Regions from separate parts of the Homo sapiens genome. Here region 1 is linked to region 2. The links are chromatin loops, found by intact Hi-C in ENCODE. Cell type or tissue: heart right ventricle. All regions are shown on one strand. Each heading gives the region's core, and the rest is flanking DNA. Links, peaks and the distances in the headings are about the cores only. Region 1 has its middle 19 kb from the start of ANXA1. Region 2 has its middle 32 kb from the start of ANXA1.

Region 1 (10,926 bases), core at 1,175-9,174, 50 kb after region 2:
ACTTCAAATGACATGTCTACCTACCACATAGAGCCATGCTCAATATATAATAGGTATTTAAATTAATTGTTATTCATGCATTCCCATTCAGAATTAGGGGGAAAAATGAACGTATAACTATGACTTAAGAGGAATTACACTGAAGTTTTCCTTAGTGAATTTAATGTGAATATATAGTTATTTGTGTGATTAAGTCCGTGTAATTAGGAGTTTAATGTGTGTATCCCCAACAGACTATAAATTCATTTGTTTCTTATTGGTCCCATTTCCTAGCACAGTGCCTGGCTCATAATAGGCACTTAACAAATGCTTGTTAAATTAATAATGAGTGATGAGGTGCCTCTATATTAGAATGAGCTTATGTGTCCAAGGAGTTCTTTAATAATAAATAGAGAGGGCAATCTTTTTTACTTTTCAGCATTGGAAAGTTGGTAATATTTCTCTTACAGTAGCCCAAAAGGATATGTGCAAGGAGAACTTGAGCAGAATAAAGCTGAGCCGATACTGACCTGTTCCATATTTCAACACAAGTCCCATGATTGAGCAACAGATACAGAAGATTAATATCTGTGAAATCAATTCTAGTTTCAGTATCTGCATTCTAACATTCTTTTTCCCCCTTTCTTCATCTTAAAATGAAATCCTTCACTGCTGATAATATGATGACAATAATGAAGAATGGCTTTCTTGTTTAATAACATGTTGCGAGTATGTCCTTAACAAACAAAATTCAAAGTGAACAAAATGGAATTTATAATGATCTCATTGTAAGGAACAATAAATATTACTTGGGTATAATTTTAAAAACCGGTTGGAGGTGGTAGGGTTGTTGGGGGTAAGAACATATTAAGGATGAAGCTAAGTAAGAGAATCAAAGATAAAAGCATTGTTAATACCTCACTGACTTGGATAAGTTCCTGAGTAAATACTTTACGAGAGGCCAGTGCAGAGCTACTTGAAGTCAAATGAGTAAGGAGAGAATTCAATCCATCCTGGTAAAACTGAATTAACACTCTTTGTTTCTTTAATGCATTGGCTATTGCTAATATTTCTAATCAATCAACAGTGTTCTTGTGCCCATGACTCTGAAACTCTGAAACATAAAACTTTGCAGGGCATTACGCCCAGGTGGCAAGAGGCAAGGTAATGATGTCATTGTGTTTATTTATGGTTGACTGACTAGCTGATTCTTTGTGGATTAAGAATGAAGCTCAACAGATCCCACCCTCTAGTGTACACTCTGCCACATACTGAGATCTTTCAGGCAAGCTTGAACTTCTCTGAAAAGACCAGCGGCCCTATGACTATCCCTGGCAACTTTCAGGATTTAAGTAACTCTCATTGTCTAAGATTTTTACACTCTTCGGGAGCATAAATGTTTTACCTACTGTAACAAGGTTTGGCCATTTAAATTACAAAACTGAATTGGTATTGTTCTGCTATAGTACAGACAAATATATGTGAATGTGTATGCATGGTGTGCATTTAGCATTCATTCAATGTCAAGGTTCGTGGAAGAAGTAAATTATGTTTTCTCAATATTTTTGGCCAAGTGATAATTTGCAGTATTAAATTTGGAAAAAAATGTTTAAACACATGGAAGTAATAGACTCTGCTACTGGACCTGAATCAAGGAGACAACAGTTATGACAATATGTTCCTTCTACTCTGATTCTTGCATAGAAGCCTCATTGGCACTTTGCTGAGCATTACTGTAGAGATTTTTCTAACAATAATAAAGCAAATTTTGATTCAGAAAGATAAATCTAATTACAATCACTATTCAATTTAAGGCCATTTTATATTGAAAATGCAGTGCCAAAAATGTACTAATTAGAACTAGTAAAAATTTAGTAATAATTCACTATATAAGACATATCAAATGGAGGGTTTCAACCTACTTTCTTAGTTGAATAAAATACATGTATTTATAGGTGTGTGTTTATCTTTGAGTATAGATAGATAAATTTGTCTTCATGCCGACATTTAGGTCATGGTGCCACTAAAGTATGTAACTGACCACATGGAACTTTGTCTTCTGACTGCTTGATTCTTGATCTGGTACAAAACCACTCTGAGGCCAAAGACATTGATAAGTGCCTAGCATTTTCCTCTCAAATATGTAATTACAAAGTATTTTAAATAAAAGAGAAAGAAGTGAAATCCTATCTGCTACAACAGTCAAGAGTGAAACTTCCCATTGGTTTAACACTTTAGTGCTTATAAAACTCTTCCATGTATATTTATTTCATCTTCATAATTGTATTGTGGGAAGGTGACATGATCATTACACACACACACACACACAAACACACACTGTGTGTCTCACTCTGTTGCCCAGGCTGTAGTGCAGTGGTGTGATCATAGTTCACCACAAGCACATGTTACCCACACCAGGCATATGTTTAGTTTTTTATAGAGAAGAGATCTTGTTATGTGGCTCACGTGGGTCTTGAACTCCTAGGCTCAGATGATCCTTCCCCCTTGTCCTCCCAAAGTACTGGGATTCCAAGTGTGAGCCACCACACTTGGCCCATTGTACATATTTCAAACTGAAGCCCAGTGAATTTTGGATTTAGCTAAAGCCAGTGATTGCTAAATAAAGACGTTGCCACTTGAATCTAGATCTTTTACCTTCTTTGAGTGAAGGGTTCTTTATGCCAGATCATGATGCCCAGCTTGCCTTTGACATTTGGAGGCATAAAATTATCCAAAATTCTACCTGGAAGGCAAAATTTTGGATTTATAATAAAATCAAATAGAGGCCAAAATATGAGGACTTCAGTGTCTATGAACCCATATACAGCTACATTTTAGTGCTGAAAAATCACCCATGAACTCCTATATGTATAATCCCATAGAACTACAAGTATCCCCTTTGTTTCTCCATTTTGGGAGTGTGTGAGAACCTCAGAACTACACTTTTGCTTCTAACTACTACATCATTACTCAGTTTCCTGTATAATTCTTGAAAAACCAGCTATTCTGGAGTTAGCACTCATAGTGTGTTCATACTTTTCAAATTTTTTTCCTTTTCAAAACTTTTATTCTTCTCAGTAATTTTTCATACCTGACAGTTGAGACAAAGCTAAGTGATGAAATAATGAGACAGTTCAACTTACTCATTGTCTTTATAATGAAATGAATGCAATGCAAAGGCATTGTGTGTGCCTGGTTTTTGTCCATTTATGATCTTTTCTCAGGGTTGATTATTCTTGAACTCTTTTTCATAATTTTCTTTAATATAGTCTCTGAAATTCTTTCAGTTCTTGAATTAGCTTTTATCCTTCAGTTCTTATGTTTAAACCTTTTTTTCATTATTTCTTAGCCTCTATTCACTAGAAGTCATTGACTATAAATAAATGCTTAGATTCCAATTTTTTAAAAGTACTTTGGAAAAATAAATAAGCTGATTCTCTAGGCAACTTATTTTGTATTTCAAACAAATTTACACTCCTTAGAAAATTGCCAGATGTAAGTTATATTGATTACAGAAAATGTAATACAAAATGCTTTTTTCTATCTTCAAAACAAACCAAGCAGAAAAATATTAAAGCATGAATTAAGTCAACTGGATAGATATTAAGACTTACTCTGATCTCACACGTTTTAGAAAGTAATCAAATTCAATACACTTCTAAATACTCTGCCATTCTGTGTCTAAAATGTATTTAAATAATTGTTGACACTATTGGTTGAAATTCACGTCTTATTTATCTTTCTAGAAATTTAAAAAATTTTATAACATAAAATACTTTGCTTACATCAATGATATGAATGTACAATTTAGAGAAAATATGAAAAATTATATTGTAAAAACACTGCTAATTGTGAAGATCAAAACATAATTTATTTGATTTTCAGCTTTCTTAGGCTAATAATCATACATTTCAAATAATTCTTCAAGATGAGAGCTCCCAGAGAAAAAAGAAACTTTATATTTTCTACAGATCTGGACTTAAAAAATGAAATAAATTATTTTTAAAAATAACAACGACAACAAAACCCTAGGAAACACTGTATTTCTTCTTCAGGAAATAAATTTGAGAAATTAAAAAACAACAAATCTAACAAAAATAGTTCATCACTTTCAAATAAGAGGCGATTTGGAAACTTCTAATGGGCCACGGACAGGTTTCTTTTCCTGTGTGCTGAATTTATATTTTAGCACAATTTCAATAAAAAGAGCAACACAATTAAGAAATGTTCCAGGAAATACCTCTTGCCATTTGACACAATACATGGCTGATTCTAGGATGCATGACTCCTCTCTGAAAGCATGGAGGGGACATATGTGGAAACACAGAGAGTATCAATCTGAGAGTACTTTTTGAAAGAATCCCGATTGTGAACCATTACCTCAGGTGTCATAAACACCCAAGGCTGCTTTGTTGAGCAAGAGGTGGAATATCTTCTGGGTACAGAAGCTGGGGCTTGGCTTGCTACAACTGGCTCATCAGGGTGGGGCCATAATAGTCAACCAAGGAAAACACTACGTCACATGGAAAATGCAAACATCAAGCCAGTTGTTGGCCAGAGTTCTGAACATCTTACTGAGAAAGAAATGTCCTGGCTCACTGTGGTGTGTACAGTGTGAATGAAAATGTTCAGCAAGGGAGCTAATTTGCATTGGCACTATGTCAGTTTCATATATTGGGGACAGAATTTTAAATATAGAGGCTACTCTATTCCTTTACTGGTTTGTTTACAGGATTAGGTATACAAAAGAATTCATTCATCCAGTAACTTTACCTGAGTTTGTGTAATGAAACCTTGAATCATCAAGTTTTTTTAAAATTAAACTTAACAAAACTTTCATTGAAAATGAAAATTAAGGCCAGGCGCAGTGGCTCACACCTGTAATCCCAGCATTTAGGGAGGCCAAGGTCACAAGTTTGAGACTAGCCTGGCAACATGGTGAAACCCTGTCTCTACTAAAAGTACAAAAATTAGCTGGGCGTGGTGGCAGGTGCCTGTAATACCAGCTACTCAGAAGGCTGAGGCAGAAGAATCACTTGAACCCAGGAGGTGGAGGTTGCTATGAGTTGAGACCGCACCAATGCACTCCAGAGCCTGGGCGACAGAACAAGGCTCTGTCACAAAAAAAAAAAAAAAAAAAAAAAAAAAACCAAAAAAAACCCAAAAAAAACTAAAAGTAGTAAAAAAAAACAAAAAAAAAACTTTAACAAAAATAAACCTTATAATTCAATTTTACAGAATCAATCATTACAAAGTAAATCTATAGGTTACAGAATAAAACAATGGCATTAGGTGACAATTTGAAGCTAGAATTGATGAAACTGCTGCCAGTGAGTACCCATCTATTTCACCGTGTCATTTTCCTACACTTCTGTACCCTTGAAGTGAAGATAAACTGTTAATTTACACTGTCAGGGTGAGGGATGCCCCCTCTGAAGACATTAGCTGTCAATTTAGGAACAAAAGGAGAGGCAGATTTGGGTTGTTTTATTTATTTATTTATTTATTTATTTATTTTTATGACTCAGCTTCCAAGTTTAACTCTTCCCTTTTGGCATAGTGAATTTGGGGTCCTGAGCTTTTCTTTTCCTTTCACAACAGTAAGGAAAAATTTTTTAAAGATAAAAGTGTGTCCTGAAATCAGACAAGTTTAGGTTTTCTTTTGGAAATGATTCTTTCACCATTTTTCATGTTTTATGATGAAAGTGAAGTTATTTTGGAAAAGAAATACATTATTTTTTGTATTCTTTGAAGTTCTCTGAACGTGTTTCTATATTTTTAAAGGCACCTGATCAAATTTCTCTAAGAGTTTGGCCCATAAGGAAAACAGATTAGTAGAAACCTTATGAAGCTGAAGGAAAACAAGTGAATTATTTATTATTCCACTTTTTCTAATTTCGTTGTATGTTCAGAACCACCACAATGCTTATCGTGTTATTATCAGAAGACTATACGTCATAAAACAGAAATGAAAGGACCGTTCTTATGAAAAACACTGAAGAAAGAGAAGAGGGACGTTAGAAAACATTGCCAAAGATGTGGGAGGGCCAGAAATATTACAAATACTAAAAACGGATGAGGAGAGAAGGTAACAGCATGGGCTTCTGCAGCTGTAGCGTTTAATGCTGGAAACTCCAGGCGCTCCGAAGCCCCACGGCTGAGCCTGTCTCAGCATGTTTCTCTTTTGAGTCTGTGTGCTGGCAAGGCATTTCCTCGGCTGGTTGCTATAGAAATAATTATACTACACAACTTTGAGAAGCAGAAGCAGACGGAAGTTACAGCAGAAACACTGTCATCTTGGTGTTGTTCTAATAGCCTTAGGATTCGAAAATGAGGCAAAATTAAAAACAAAAAGCACCATTATTTAAATTGAAAATTTAGAAATGTGGGTTATTGTTCAAGTATTCAAAGTCAGCACTACAGAACAGTTAAGTGAGTGTTCTTACACCGAAGTCCTCAGAGCCACTTGGCAAATGCTAGAGAAAACAGGAAGTAAGGACCTCTGTCAAGCAGAAGAATGTCTGATTTTAATCAGGAAATTGAGGATAAGTTTATTTTTGAAGGGATGATATCATCCGGTGAATGGCCTCTTTTGTTTGTAGTATATGCTGGAATGTCACCACCTTGGGAAAAAGTATTCAAAAATTCATAGCCTTTTTTTTTTACTAACACCATATTCACTTTGATTCTTTCTTTTAAATTTTATTTCTTGTGAGATTTATCAACTATGTGTGATTGCATATGCATATTTGTATGTGCAGATATAGACATATAGATATGTCTTTCAATTTTCTCTGTTCTCTTCCGTCTATTTTTTGATCTTTCTCGTTCCCGGTACCACAGTATCTTAATTTCTAAAGTTTTGTAATGAATTTTGATGTCTGAAAGGGCAATCCCAACATCCTTTTCTTCATGTCGCCAAGAAGCTAACAATTTTCCATTAGGAAACAGCCAGCCACATTTCCCAGTTTTGGCATGGTAACATACTGAAGACTCCTGTGATAGTAATTGTAGCTTTTTAGTCATTACAAAGTAAAAGATGACAGAGTTAAGAAAGGACTTAAACTGCAAGACCATTCATTAGTTCTACAATGGGTATCAATTTTCATTTGACTCATCTGATGTTGACTACTTAGAATTCCAGCTTTTAAACAAAAGCTAAGTTTAATCTGTCTATCTACCCAAGTTAATCATTCTGTATTAAGTATTCCTGTCTATTTTAGTTTATCTCAAGGATTTCAAATAATTCAACCAATTAACAATCTAGGATAAAGGGATAACTATAATAATATTTGCATTTTGAGAATCAATAATAATTGATTCTCGAAGGTCTACTTCAAGTTTAATAAATGGAATAAATTAAATATATCAAATGGACAATTCCAAAAAACTTTTATTTACATAAAAATTTTAACAACCATTCAAAACTGAATATAGTAAATGTTAAATGAACAAGATAGCTGTTTGGAGAACGTGATTTCTACTAAGAGATAGAGGTCATCGAGAAAGGTTACTGTAAGCCTTAAAACATGAAATAGCACTCACATAGAGAAGGTGCCAAAGGGTATTCCAGAGACGAGAAGCATCATTACCCAAGATAAAGAGACTAGAATATGCATAGTGGACTCCCTGGTTGTAATTCAAATTATAAGTGGATTATTTTTAAAATGTATACAACTGTATGCACAGAAATCTCTGCTGTGTATGCTTGTGGCATTGCAGCTTCCTTCTGTGGGTCTGAGAATTGGTGCAGGTTTTTAAACTGGGTCAAGAAGTAATATTCCGTGGGCATTGATGACATGAGGCTTCCAATTGCTCATCCAGTTTTAATCATCCTTGATTATGTATAGCCAACCACGCTCTTGTTGTCTATCCATCTATTTTTTCTCGATAAACACCTTGGGATATCAGCCATCACCATAGATCTCTAGTGGTTGACTATATTGCACTTGACCCCTGATATTCTGGAATATAATCATTTCCATTGACACTAGGGAGCCCAGTTCTCTAACAGTATTGCCTACTGTCAACTTCGGTCCAGCTATCACTAAGCTTCTCAAATATGCCAATCCCTCCATCAATAGCACATTCCTTATCAGCTTTGTGATGAGAATGTTCTCTGGCCCTTCAATGAACATAATCAGCTGGTAGTCTCTCTGGTGTTACACAATAGAATCATTCTAGCATGCTCACTTCTCTGAGCCTTTTGAGCCCTTCCTCAAAACTCTGCTAAAGCAGTTCTGTCATCTCTGCTTAATTTAATGTGAGCCTTTTTCTTCCCCCTACAGAACTTTTAGTAACCATCCAAGCAGCGTATTAGAACCATTCCCAGGTGCTCTTGTTAGGGAGTTTTCAGTCATGGAAGAATGTTCCCTTGTTGACAAATGTTCCTTTATCAAGCTTCTCTCTCACTATCCCCAGCTCTCACCCCAATCCAGCGCTATCAAGATATACTTCCTGGCATGCTGTCCTGATTCCTTTTGCTGCAAATTAATCACGTCTTGATGTTCTTTTGGAGAGTAATTTTTTCCCTTCCCTGGTTGGCCCATGCTGAGACTTAGATACAGAACTAGAAGACAGGAGAGAAAGTGAAGTCAGATCTTGATAAGGACAAATATCATCGTCAAAGGCATCCATCTCGGTTGAGGTTTTGGTGTGGCCTTCAAGCAAGAGAAAGCTGCTATGTTCCAGCAAAACTAAATAAGCCACTCTTATATGCCCAGGGGTTCAAAGGAATCTGCGAGTTCTATAATTTTGAGCACATCCACCTACAATTCTCTGCACCATCTCTATCAGGGTTCTGACTTAGCATAAAACCTTGCCAAGGCTATTAACTCATCTTTTGTTGTATTTCTACTACTTTTATAGTAAAGTTTATCATCCAGTCTTCCTTTCAATCTGTCTTCTAGCTATAGAAAGCATGGGTTTCTTTAAATGCTGCCCTGGAGTCCTCCAATCTTTCATACCATGCCCCTGGTTAGTAACGGACAAACCTGAGCTTGTCAATTTTCTTCTTCGGCACAATGACACTTAGCAACAACCAACCAATTTCCAAATCTTATAATTAATAAATCCCCCCATAGCTCTGAAATGCATGTGTAGTCTCCTTTCATCTGTATCCCATGCCAACTCACCACTGGCAAAAGTTATGCAATGACAGTGCTAGAGTTTTCAGTTTTTAACAGTTTAATCTCCAACAGTGTGATCCAGTTGTTATCCAGATGGCAAGTGATCTAACTCAGAATCCCTTCCTAAGTGTATGCTTCCTAGGACCACTTCTGAAATAACCTATTTTCAAGTTGCGTTTCTTCATTAGTTTCCTAGGGTTGCTATAAGAAAGTACCACAAACTTGCTGGCATATAACAACAGAAATTTAGTCTCTCACACTTCTGGAGGATAGAAGTTCCAAATTAAGGTCTCGGTAGGGTTGATTTCCTCTGGGTGCTCCAAACGAAATTATGTCCTGTGCTTCTCTCCTGCCTTCTGGTGGTTTGCTGGCAATCTTTGCCATTGCTTGGCTTATAGATGCACCATTCCAATATTTACATCTGGTTTCACATGGCACTCTCCTTTTTGTGTCCTTGTGGTCAGATAACATTCTCCCTGAGTGTCTCTATCTCTGTGTCCAAGTTTCCCTCTTCTTATAATGGCACCATTCATATTGGATTTAGGGCCCACTCTAACATAGTGTCATTATCTCACCCTACCTTAATTACATCTACAATGATTGCATTTCCAAATAAGGTCATATTTACAGGTTAGGACCTTAAGATATATTTTTAAAGGACACAATTCAACCCATAACAGCATTCGAAAGACAAATCTTATGATGAAAATTTGTGTGTAACTTATGTATTAGAGTATATTCCCAAGAAATTACAGAGAAATGGGAATAATAACAGAAGAAGACCAATAAAGGATGCATTATCAAGCAATTTCCAATGAAGTACATCTTTTGTTCAAGCCTGCCATGCATTTCTGGGCACAGTATAGATCTCAACTCTGAATTGGTCAATAGAGGTAAAGTCTTACCTGTGCACCTACCAGTCATTGATTTAGAGCTATGACTGAGGGAATGTAAATTTCCAGGCATATTTAGTTCCCTTTTGTGCAGATAAAGTGGTTGTGACAGCCTGAATTGCAGGTCCCTCACCCAGATTCATAAGTTAAGGTCCTAACCCACAGTACATCAGAATGTGACTTGTTTTGGAGATAGGGCCTTTAAAGAGAAATGGCCTCTCTCCTTGCCATACCACGTGAGAGAGTTTTCTCAGAAAAACCAAACCTGCTGATGCTTTAATCTTACATTTCTGGCTTCTGGACCTTGAGAAAATAAATGTTTATTGTTTAAGACACCCAGTCTTAAAGACACCCCTAGCAAACTAATACAGCAGCCACTGATAATCACAGGGTGCTGTCTCATGGGACTGAGAGCACACTGAGGCAGCTATGAATGTAGTGAAAGAGCCATCAGAGGGAAGAGCACCCATGGTGTCTTCTCTGGCCCTAAGCCTTCATTGCCAGGAAACCATTTGCAGAACACCTGATTTCTGTCCTCACAATTTTAGCTTTTGCTCCATTAGACATCCTGTTTTTTCCAGAAAAGGAACCTGAAATTGCCACTCATACTTGGTCAATGTAGGCTGCTCTAAAAAGTTTACCCAGGATAGCTTTTATATAATAGAGTATCAACTATGGACCCGGGAAGATCATTTGGATACATCTTGACGTTTCTCCACCTGCTGATAAAAGTGAATGAGTAAATACAGCAGCTGTAGTAGGATGAGGGCAGGGTACCAAGAGCACAGTTCCTTCAAGGCTGAGGAAATGTGTCCCCCACAGAATGATCAATTTAGACCACCAGGTACAACATTAACCGAGGATAAGGAAAGTCTAGGATACTGGAAGAATAAAAAGAACACTTAGTTGATTGATTACTATTAAAG
Region 2 (10,926 bases), core at 1,421-9,420:
TTTCTTGCCTAATTCCTCTCACTAGGACTTTCATGTTGTGTTTAGTAGAGTGGCGAGAGTGGCATCCTTATCTTGTTCCAGTTGTCAGAGGTAAGGTTTTCGGCTTTTCTCCATTCAGCATGATGTTAGCTATGGGTTTGCTATATATAGCCTTTATTATGTTGAGGTATATTCCTACTATGCCTAACTTGCTGATAGTTTTTATCATAAATGCATGTTAAATTTTATCAAATGCTTTTTCTGCATCTATCTAGATAATCATATGGTTTTCAGGCTTCATTCTGTTAATGCAATGTGTCACATTTATTGATTTGCATGTGTTGAACCATCCTTGCATCCCTGGGTTAACTCCCACTTGATTATGATGTACTATCTTTTAGATGTGCTATTTAATTCAGTTGGCTAATATTTTGTCGAGAATTTATGCATCCATGTTCATCAGGGATATTGTCATGTAGTTCTCTTTTTTTGTTGTTGTATTCTTGTCTGGTTTTGGCATCAGGTAATGCTGATCTGGTAGAATGCGTTAGAAAAAATTTCCACCTCTTCAATTTTTTGAAATAGTTTAAAAAGAATTGGTCTTAGCTCTTCTTTATAATTTTGTGGAATTTAACAGTAAAGTCATTTAATCCTAGGTTTTTCTTTTTAGGAAGACTGTTTATTGCTGATTCAGTCTCATCACATGTCACTTATTTGTGCTGTTTTTCTGTGTCTTCCTGGTTCAGTCTTCATAGATTGGATCCAGGAATTTATCCATTTTCTCTACATTTTCCAACTTGTTATCATATAGTGGTTCGTAACACTCTCTAATGACCCTTTGTATTTCTGTGGTATCAGTTGTAACGCCTCCTTATTTGTTTCTAATTGTATTTGTTTGGGTCTTCTTTCTCTTCTTTTCTTTTGGTCAGTATAGCTAGTGGTTTATCAAATTTGTTTATCTCTTCATAAAACCAATTTTTGGGGTTTTTTATTTTTCTACTGTTTGTTTCCATTTTGTTCAGTTCTGCTCTGATCTTTATTATTTCTTTCCTAATTTTGGGTTGTTCCTGCTTTTCTAGTTATTTGAGAACCTTCATTAGGTTATTTGAAATCTTTCTACTTTTTGATGTAGGCTTTTATGGTGATAAACTTCTCTTAGCACTGTTTTTGCTATATTCCATAGGTTTTGATATATTGTGTGCCAATTTTTATTTGTTTCAAGAATGTTTGAAGTTTTTTCTTAACTTCTTTATTGATCAAATGATTGTCCAGGGGTCTGTTGTTTAATTTCCATGTATTTGCACAGCTTCCAAAGTTCTCGGGTTATTGATTTCTAGCTTTATTTTATTGAGATCTGAAAAAGTACTTGATACAATTTTGATTTTTAAAATTTGCTGAGACTTGTTTCATGTTCTAACATATGGTTTGTCCTGGAGAATGTTTTATGTGCTGATGAGAAGAATATATATTCTGCAGTTGTGTGATGAAATATTCTGTAAATGTCTGTTAGGTCCATTTAGTCTATCGTACATTCCAAGTACCATGTTTATTGATAAATATTTGTCTAGATGATGTGTCCCATGCTGAAAGTGGGGTGTTGAAGTTCTCAGCTATTATTGTATTTAAGTGCCTTTCTCTTTGATTCTCACAATACTTGCTTTATATATTTAAGAGCTCCAGTGTTGGGTGCAGATATATTTACAATTGTTATATCTTCTTGCTGAATTATCTTTATATAATAATCTTCTTTGTCTATTTTTATGTTTGACTAAAAGACTATTTTTTTCTGATAAGAGTGTAGTTACTTCTGCATATTTTTGGTTTTCATTTGTGTGGAATATTTTTTCCATCCCTTTTCTTTCAGTCTATGTATGTCTTTACAGGTTTAAATGAATTTTTTGTAGATGGCATATAGATGTGTCTTGGTTTTTTGTGTGTTTTATTTATTTATGTTTTTATCCATTCAGCAAGTCCATATCTTTTAATTGAGGAATTTAAAACATGTGATTTAAGGTTGTTATTGATAGGTGAGGACTTGTTCCTATCACTTTGTTCATTGTTTTCTGATCGTTTTGTATATTCTGTTTCCTTTTGTCTCTTCCATTGTTTACCCTATGAGTTGTTGGGCTTTTTTTGTGATAACATTTGACTCCTTTCTTCTTCTCATTTGTGTATCAGCTCTACAAATTAGTTATATACTTTCTTTGTTATGTTGATGATAAATATTATCCTTTCATTTTCAAATGTAGAACTCATTTAGGCATTTCTTGTAGGGTCAGTCTAGTGGTGATGAATTCCCTCAGGGTTTGCTTGTCTGGAAAAGATTTTATTTGTCTTTCATTTTTGAAGGACAGCTTTTTTGGGTGTAGTATTCTTGGTCATTGGGGTTTGGGGTTTTTAATACTTTGAATATATCATCCCATTCTCTTCTGGCCTGTAAGATTTATGCAAGAAGTTTGCTGTTAATCTGATGAGAATTCCCTTACATGTAACTTGGTATTTTTTCTGTTTTTAGAATCTATTTCTGTCTTCTTTTGAGAGTTTGACAATAATATGCCTAGGAGAATATCTTTTTGAGTTGAATCTATTTGGTTATCTTTGAATATCCTGTACCTGAATATCTACATATCCTGTAAGACTTGGAAAGTTTTCATCTATTTTTTGCTAAATAGTTTTTAAATGTCCTCGGCTATCTCTTCTTCTAGAAATTCCAAACTTCAAATATCTGATTACTTTATGGTGTCCCATATGTGACATAGGCTTTCATTCTTTTTATTATTTATTTATGGGTTTTACTGGGTTATTTCAAATGACCTGTCTTCACGTTCAGAAATTCTTCCTTCTGCTTGATCTAGTCTATTGTTGTGGCTCTTGATTGTATTTCTTATTTCTTAGCTTGGACTCTTCAGTTCCAGGATTTCTATTTATTTCTCTTTAATATCTATCTTTTTGTTGAATTTCTCTTTCAGAATATATATGTATTTTTCTGATCACTCTGTATTGTTTATCTGTATTCTCTTATATCTCTTTGAGTTTTTGAGTTTCTTTAATATCATTATTTTGAATTCTTTCTCAGGTATTTTATGTGTGTGTGTGTGTGTGTGTGTGTGTAAATTGTTGGTATCTGTTACTAGAGAATTATTGTATTCCTATTGGAGTGTAATGTTTCCTTGTTTTATCATGCTTCTTTGTGTCATTGATATCTGTGTATCTGATCTAACTGTCACGTCTTCCAACTTTATTGATTGGCTTTTATTTTTTTTAAATAGAAGTATCTATAGTGTTGGTTGAGTAAGGTGTTTTGGCTCTGATTCTGGTGAATGCAGTAGTGTAGTCTCTGATTTCTTTGGCTATAATCAGTGTTAGTGGTGTCTGTGAGTTTCTCAGTGACTTAGGCTACAGCTGCAAGTGGATGCTTTGGTGAGCCTTTACTGGGGATGGAGACACCAGGTGAGGCAGTCCTCAGGCACCAGTGGTGGCAACAGCTGGCGGGGGGGGGGGCTGGTTCTTGGGACTTCAGGCAGTATACATGGGTGTTGGTGGTAGTGGGTCGAGGAGGGCCAGTCCTCAGGCTTCCAGGCAGTTTTCTTAGTAGTGGCGGTGGGCTGGGCAGGTGGGTAGGTCCCTGGGTCCTCAGGTAGTGTGTGTGGGGTTGGCAGTGGGCAGAAAGGGTCTTTCCTCAGGATCCTTAAGGTGTACATGGGTGCTGGCAATGGCAGTGTATTAGTCTGTTCTCATGCTGCTAATAAAGACATACCCAAGACTGGGTAATTTATAATAAAGAGGCTTAATTGACTCACAATTCCACGTGGCTGGAGAGGTCTCACAATCATGGTGGAAGGTGAAGGAGGAACAAAGTCACGTCTTACATGGCAGCAGGCAAAAAGAGCATGTGTGGGGAACTTCCCTTTATAAAACCATCAGATCTTGTGAGACGTACTCACTGTCATGAGAACAGCATGGGAAAGACTCTTCCACATGACTCAATTACCTCCCACCTGGATCCCTCCCATGCCACATGGGAATTATGGGAGCTACAATTCAAGATGAGATTTGGGTGAGGACACAGCCAAACCATATCAAGTGGGCAGGTTGATCTGTCCCCAGGCCCCAGAATGATGTGTGTTGGCACTGGTGGTGGTGCTGATGGTGGCAGTGGGCATCATGTGTCTTTCCTCAGGCCCCAGAACCAGTCTTTAGGTCCTCTGAAGGCATATGCAGTTGCAAAGTATTCTTGCCACTGAAGGGGATAGTTGCTGTCAGTGGCAGTGGCAGCCATCTCTCAGGCTCTGAGGAGTGCACACTTCTGATCTCTTTGTCCTGGGGCAGCCTCCCTAGTGTGCCTCACCACACATTCCTTGGGGTGTAGGACACTGTGTTGGCTAAAATGCTGGAAACCCTGTCTCACTGCCTGGTCTAACCAGCATTGTGCTGCTGCAGCCCTCTAGGTGAATGCGGAGGGATGTCAATGGTTCTCCAGGGATGTGGGGATGTATGGGACTGTTGGGCCTGAGGGAAGAAATGCAGTCTAGTGGGATCTGAGTTCTCAAACTGATGCCATGGTGCCAACTTCTTGGGTCTCAGTGGGTGAGTGTGACTCAGCATTAATTCCCTCTTTGGAGTAATGCCATTGTGTGGACTCCAGATGAATTCCAGTCTTCTCTTTTAGATGTTCTATTCGATGGATGTGCAGTTATGTACTGCATTGGTTGTTCTTTGTGGAGGGGACGAGTGCCAGGCACCTTTATTCAGCCATATTGAAGCCCCTCCCATCCATTAATACTATGCAAGGTAAATCCAAATTATCTTTCTGGTGCTTTATTTCAAATAAATATTATAAATATATTATATAAAATCATTCTATATTTCCACAGTGTATATATGTGTGTGTGTGTATATATACTATATATATACACATATATATAATATATACTTCTTACCCATTGTTGACAATTTTAGTTATTTTATATTCTTTAAATTTTTTCCCCAATATTTTTCATGCCTAGGGCTTATGGGTCCTAGGTTAGATTTCAGACCTTGTGAAGCAACAGAACATGCTTTTACATTTTACTTTTACATTTTGTAATACAGTACTTTTTCATTTTTTAATTATTTGTATACACTTAGAAGGAAGTTTTAAAACATTACCACTAGATGGCAGAAAAGATCAAAAGTTGGATGAAACCAGAGGCAAACATTTTCATGAGTGATCATTTAAAATAAATATTTTTATCTTTTATTATAAATTGACAATTTATGATTATATAAATTTATGGAGTACAAAGTGATGTTATGGTTTATGAATACAATGTGGTATAGTTAAATTAAGCTAATTTATATATCCATTACCTCAAACAATATTTTTTTGTGGTGAGAACATTTGCAATTTAAATTTTAAAATGTACAATTCTGTATTATTAACTACATTTCTCATTCTATGTCATAAAACTCAAAAGAATTTTTTCTCTTTTCTGAGATGTTGTACCATCTGACCATCATCTTCCCATTCCTCCCACTCACTGGTCTCTGTAACCACCATTCTGCTCTCTGCTTCTGTGAGTTAAATTGTTTTGGACTCCACATGTAAGTTAGAACATGTGGTATTTGTCTTTGTTTCTGGCTTATTTCACTTAGCATAGTGTTCTCCAATTTCATCTATGTTGCCACACATGAGAAAATATCCTTCTTTTTTAAGGTTGAATATGCACTTGATTGTGCATATGTACCACATTTTCTTTATCCACCCACCTGTGCCTGGTCACTGAGGTTGATTAAAAAACTTGGCTATTGTGAACAGTGCTGCAATGAACATAGGAGTGTAGACATCTCTTTAACAAACTGACTTCAATTTTTGGGGGTGCATACCCAAAAGTGAAATTTTCGGATGATATGGTAATTCTTGTTTTTGAGGAACCTCCACCAGTTTTTTACAATACCTTTATTAATTTAAATTTCCATCAACAGTGTACAAGAGTTGAAATTGTACATTTAAAATAATTATAAATTATATTGCCAAATACTATAGCTAATGCATATCAAAAAATATGCTGACATACTTGGGAAATCTATGGAAATACTGAAGCCAACAGATTAAAAATTTCAGCCTAGTAACGCTATGCCTGTTTGTATCACAGTTGTGTCTTTTACAGCTCCCTAGAGAAAAACTTACAAGCTTTCTACAGGATATGAGAATCATGTTGAAAATATTATAGTTCATTTCTGTTCTTTCTGTCAGAAAATATGTTCTCCAAAAAGTGCAATAGATAAATTTCTTTATTTAGTATTCTAGCATTCTTTATTCCAACACTTTCCTCATTTTTCTAGAATAATTGGCTAATATCAAACATTATTAAGACAGTACGTCATCATTCTATAGTAAATATATTTACTAGCCAAGTTTTTCTATTTAAAATAATTTCATGGTTCTTAATTTTTATGCCACCATTTTATTGGAGAAAGGTTATACTGTTCTTCACTGTCAAATATGAGTAGTTATGATAGGATATTTTAGTTATCAAGGCTTTGCACTCTGAACAACACCATTTAGGCCCTTTAATCAAAACTCAAAGGATACTTTTAACGTCCACATAGACATACTCACCTCCTACCACAGAAGTAGGATAGTTTGGTGAAGAACCCAGTGAATCAGAAATTCCTCCTCTCAGCTCTGTTTTGATGTTATTTTTCACTAAACAGCCCTCATGATGATTTACCCATTATTTCACTGAAGAGGGTAATGCTGTCCTTAGCTTACGGTGGCAGCAGAAGCCATGGACATATATTAGATCAGATGCTATTTATTTTTGTTTTTATTTTTTGCAGATGGAAAATTCTTAAATGTTTTAAATGAAGGCTGAAGAGAACCAGTAAAGAAAGATTTAAAGTATGAAGGAGCAATAATATGCCCCCACCAATGTCTTTTCCTACTAAACTCATCAAAACAAGTCACAGAGAAACAATGGGCAAAATGTATTCACTTTTTAAAAATCTTCACTTAATACATGGTTTTGTTGCAGTGTTCTTTTATATAGGAAGTCAAATTTGTAACTTTTAAAAATAAATGAGATTTTTGTTTATTTGTTGTCTCGAAAACGTTTACAAAACTCACTGAAAGCATAAACAAAGATTTTTTTTGTACATTTAAAATAATTTTAGAAAAACTATCACATATGACTAGGACATACATTTACTATGAATCACAGCTTATATGTACAGCAAATGTACAATCCTTTTAATTTGTCTTCAGTTAATCTGACCTTTCTAATCTCCCTAGTTTTCATACACTAGAAATAAAAATAACTTTGTGTCTTACCTTATTTAAGATCTGATGATGACTGTCCTTCTTGGAATAATAGCAGTCTCTCACATCCCAGTTAACCAAATACAGACTTTGGCCTCCAATATCAAGGATCCCCCAAGTGGAGAAGAGATGTTAACAAGCAAACAGTGGAGTCAGAAGACACTGGGCCAGAGATGTCAACCCTTAAACTCTACAATGATATCCGTCCCCCTGTACACACTTCCCAGCCAGGGAAGGAAGAGGTGGAAGAGAAATTGAAAACTAAGCTTTATTTTTCTAAACAGATGAAATTGAAAACTAAGCTTTGTTTTACTAAACAAATTGAGAAATAATAAAAGGTAAATTAACAGAGCTGACATGGTGGCGCATACCTGTAACTCCAGCTATTCAGGAGCCTGAGATGGGAAGATCACTTGGACCCAGGAGTTTGAGACCAGCCTGGGCAACATAGTGAGTCCCCATCTCTACCAAAAAAATTAGAAATTAGCTGGGCATGGTGGTGCATGCCTGTAGTTCCAAATACTCAGGAGGTTAAGGTGGAAGGATTGCTTGAGCCCAGGAGTTTGAGGCTGCAGTGAGTTATGATTGTGCCACTGCCGTCCAGCCTGGGTGACAGAGCAAGACCCAATCTTAAATATGTAAATAAATAAGTAGTACATTATCAGATCAGACTAAAAGTCATACCAGATGGCAATAAAAGTTAATGTCTCCCCTCCTTGAGTGTGAGTATTCATTAAGGAGAATAGATTATTTTTAAGCAAAAAAAGAAACTATATTCAAGGCCATCTTCATGGATGTACAATCTGCACAAGCTCACAGGGTCCTATGCTCAGAACAGCCCCATATTTGATTTAATAATCTACTCTCATCTTCTTGAAATTAGTAATTTTTTGATAGGGGCCCCCTTATTTTTATTTTGCATTGTCCCCACAAGTTATGTAGCCATGCTTGACTATATTTTCTTGTTTATTTTTCTTGCTTTTTTCAAATTATGATGTGAGTTCAACTTGTTATCCCACTAAACACAAGCCAAAACCTTGTATTATTTCTCCCTCCCTTTCTTCTTTCTTTTTCTCTTGAGAATTAACATACAATTTAGTTTTCTCTATGTAGACAGATTTTGTGTGTGCTTCTTTGACACTTTTCTTCTATAGTAATACATTTAGAAAGACTAATCTAAAAGAAAGATACATAGATGATAGATAAAACAGGATAAAGATAGTTAAAGTATAAAGTTGAGGCATTTGAAATCAACAGCTGGTTTGCATTCTGCCAACATGGAGTTTCCAACAGTCACAATCTCCATGAAAATGGAATGACAATAATCATTTCCAGTTAGACCCCAGAGACTAAAAGTGTATTTCCATTAGTCTAGCCAAAACCAGTCTGCTCTCCAGATGGGCTGTTCGGTTGATGACTCAGCTTGGGGATAAACCTGAGTTTTTTATAGACTCCATAGCTGGGTCCTAAAAAAAAAAAGTAAAATTATTAATATGCAGATATATGAATGACATTTTCATTTCCTTTCTTTTCTCTCATATCAATTTTTTGCATTCTACTCTGCTCTTTTTCACAGACACATTCTTTACTCCCACATTGGAGTCATTTGTAGTTCCGTTATGCAGAAAAGAACAGCCTATAAATAAACTTTCTACTACTTAAAAGATTAACTTTTTTATTATACTTTAAGTTCTAGGGTACATGTGCACAACGTGCAGGTTTGTTACATATGTAAACTTTAATCTGCAGTGAGACAAGAATATAATAAATATAACCCATAACTTAGTTTACTACATGTGAAAAATCTCATTACATTTTTCTTTCCAATAGCTGGAAATGATCTAATGTTTCAAATAATATAGGATATTTCATAATGCATTATCTTGTTAAAGGAAAGTTTCTTGGTTGGAAATGCATTATAAGCTTCTTACAGTAGCAGCAGCTACTGTGTATTAATATTTACAGAGTGCTTTCTGTGTGCTAGATGTGGACTATCTAATTTAGTTTTGATCATGACCATCAATATCCTGATTTTACGTATGAGCAACCTGAGTTACATAACTTGGCCAAGCTCCACAGCCAGTGAGGAGTCGGGCTGGGATTTGAATCACATAGCCTAATTCTGAGTTAGGGTTGTGAGGACACTGAACTCCTCTGAGTCAGTCTTCAGGGTCAAAAAAGTAAGCAATGATAATAATTGTAAGAAGGCACGTTGTTTACACATCAAAGTCAAAGGATTTAGCAGGTGGGTCACTTGACTATTGAGTCAACCTCCCACATCTTTACCATTGAAGTTAAGAAAAAAGGATCATTTCCACATGACTGCATTTTGGGTTTCCAGTTACTAAAAGCCCTTTCTCTTCCTGTATTTCTGGTACAGCCTGTAGCTGGTACACAAACTCCAGTCCAAAAATTCCTTCTCAGATCATTCTGTCTTCTGTACAGCAGTTGGTAGCAGTAGTAGTAGTATTTCACTGATAAGAAACTATCACTTAAAAGAGGCAATTACTATCTTTGAGGTCACTTAATCAATAAGTGGTGGAGGCTTGATTCAAACTCAGATTTCTCTGGCTCCCAAGTCACTATCCACTCTGCTCCCACACTATAATGAATCCTTAGCAAATACATACAAATGTTTTTTCCTTCTTATTGGCTAGCAATGTTTCATGGCTTTTGCAAAAGAAAATAATCATGATTAATCTCAATCTTCATTTACTGAGTATAATCTTCAGCACAATGTAGCTAATACATTGAACATGGCTTGTCAACATCCCCCAAAAAGTATTGCCCAAGGCAGTTATTTCTTGTATTAAAATAATAAGAATGTGAGAGCCATGGCTTTCTTTTTTAAAGTAACAATGATCTACGAATTTTCATAGCCACTCTATGGAAGATATTGCAAATGAAGTACAAGGAATGTGATTAAATATATTATTGTCCTTTATACAGGGATAATAGTGTTTCCTCTAAATGGTTCCAACGATCTCTCTGTTCTTCTCCAAATCATCTAAGACCTCATTACTCACCCTTTGAAAGGTAGTCTAATTACTGTTGCTTTGAAACTGAGCCTGTAACTTGCTTGTAACCAAAAGAATGTGACACAAATCATTTGTGATTTGTGAGACTAGGTGGCAGAAGATGGTGTAGCATCTGCCTTGGTAGCTGGAACACTTGTATTGAAGCCCTGGGCTGCTGCCTCAGTGGGCTTACTTCCCTGAGACTGTCATGCAGGGAGAACGCTGAATCTAGTCTCCTTGGACAGGCCCTGAGATTATTATATAAAGAAAGAGCTGCCTGGCCAGCCCTCAGCTGCTCCATCCTCCATTTTCAGCTTCAGCCACCATTTGACTGCAATTGCAAGTGATTCCTGTAGCCAGAACCACCTGTCAGGAAGAGATAGATTTGGATATATTTCCCTGCAGAGGTCTTGGTGACAGCAGAGTGGTGGTCTCCTGATTAGGATGTGTGAGCAATGAGAAAATGGCTGTACGTTTGTTTCCCTCTGCTTCTTGTACTTCGTAACTCCTAAATTTCTTGCCTAGTTCTCAACCTGGGCTTCCAATCCTCCACCCACTCTGAGTCCTTTACTCCAACACTCTTAGATGCTTCTATAAGTTCCTCTTTCATAAGTCCGCTCATCAGTTTCT

What was found. A loop is a pair of places that touch in the nucleus more often than their neighbours do. Peaks named below come from ENCODE experiments on the same cell type or tissue, not always from the same donor. Only the 100,000 strongest peaks of a DNase experiment are listed, where the experiment ranks them.
Region 1: a loop joins it to region 2, with 4 times the contacts of the local background. A loop is called at or near these places in 10 of 110 quality-filtered maps.

What each region holds. Positions count from the first base shown.
Region 1 is chr9:73,127,716-73,138,641 of GRCh38, reverse strand. No RefSeq gene overlaps it. Among named protein-coding and RNA genes, the nearest start is that of ANXA1, 19 kb to the left of the region's middle. RefSeq lists an enhancer at 5,851-6,270. In heart right ventricle, for the core only: no CTCF peak of the experiment used is centred there; a DNase peak (open chromatin) is centred at 6,141; H3K4me3 peaks cover 1,623 bases; H3K27ac peaks cover 3,174 bases.
Region 2 is chr9:73,178,317-73,189,242 of GRCh38, reverse strand. No RefSeq gene overlaps it. Among named protein-coding and RNA genes, the nearest start is that of ANXA1, 32 kb to the right of the region's middle. In heart right ventricle, for the core only: a CTCF peak has its summit at 5,141 (motif pointing right); no DNase peak of the experiment used is centred there; H3K27me3 peaks cover 274 bases.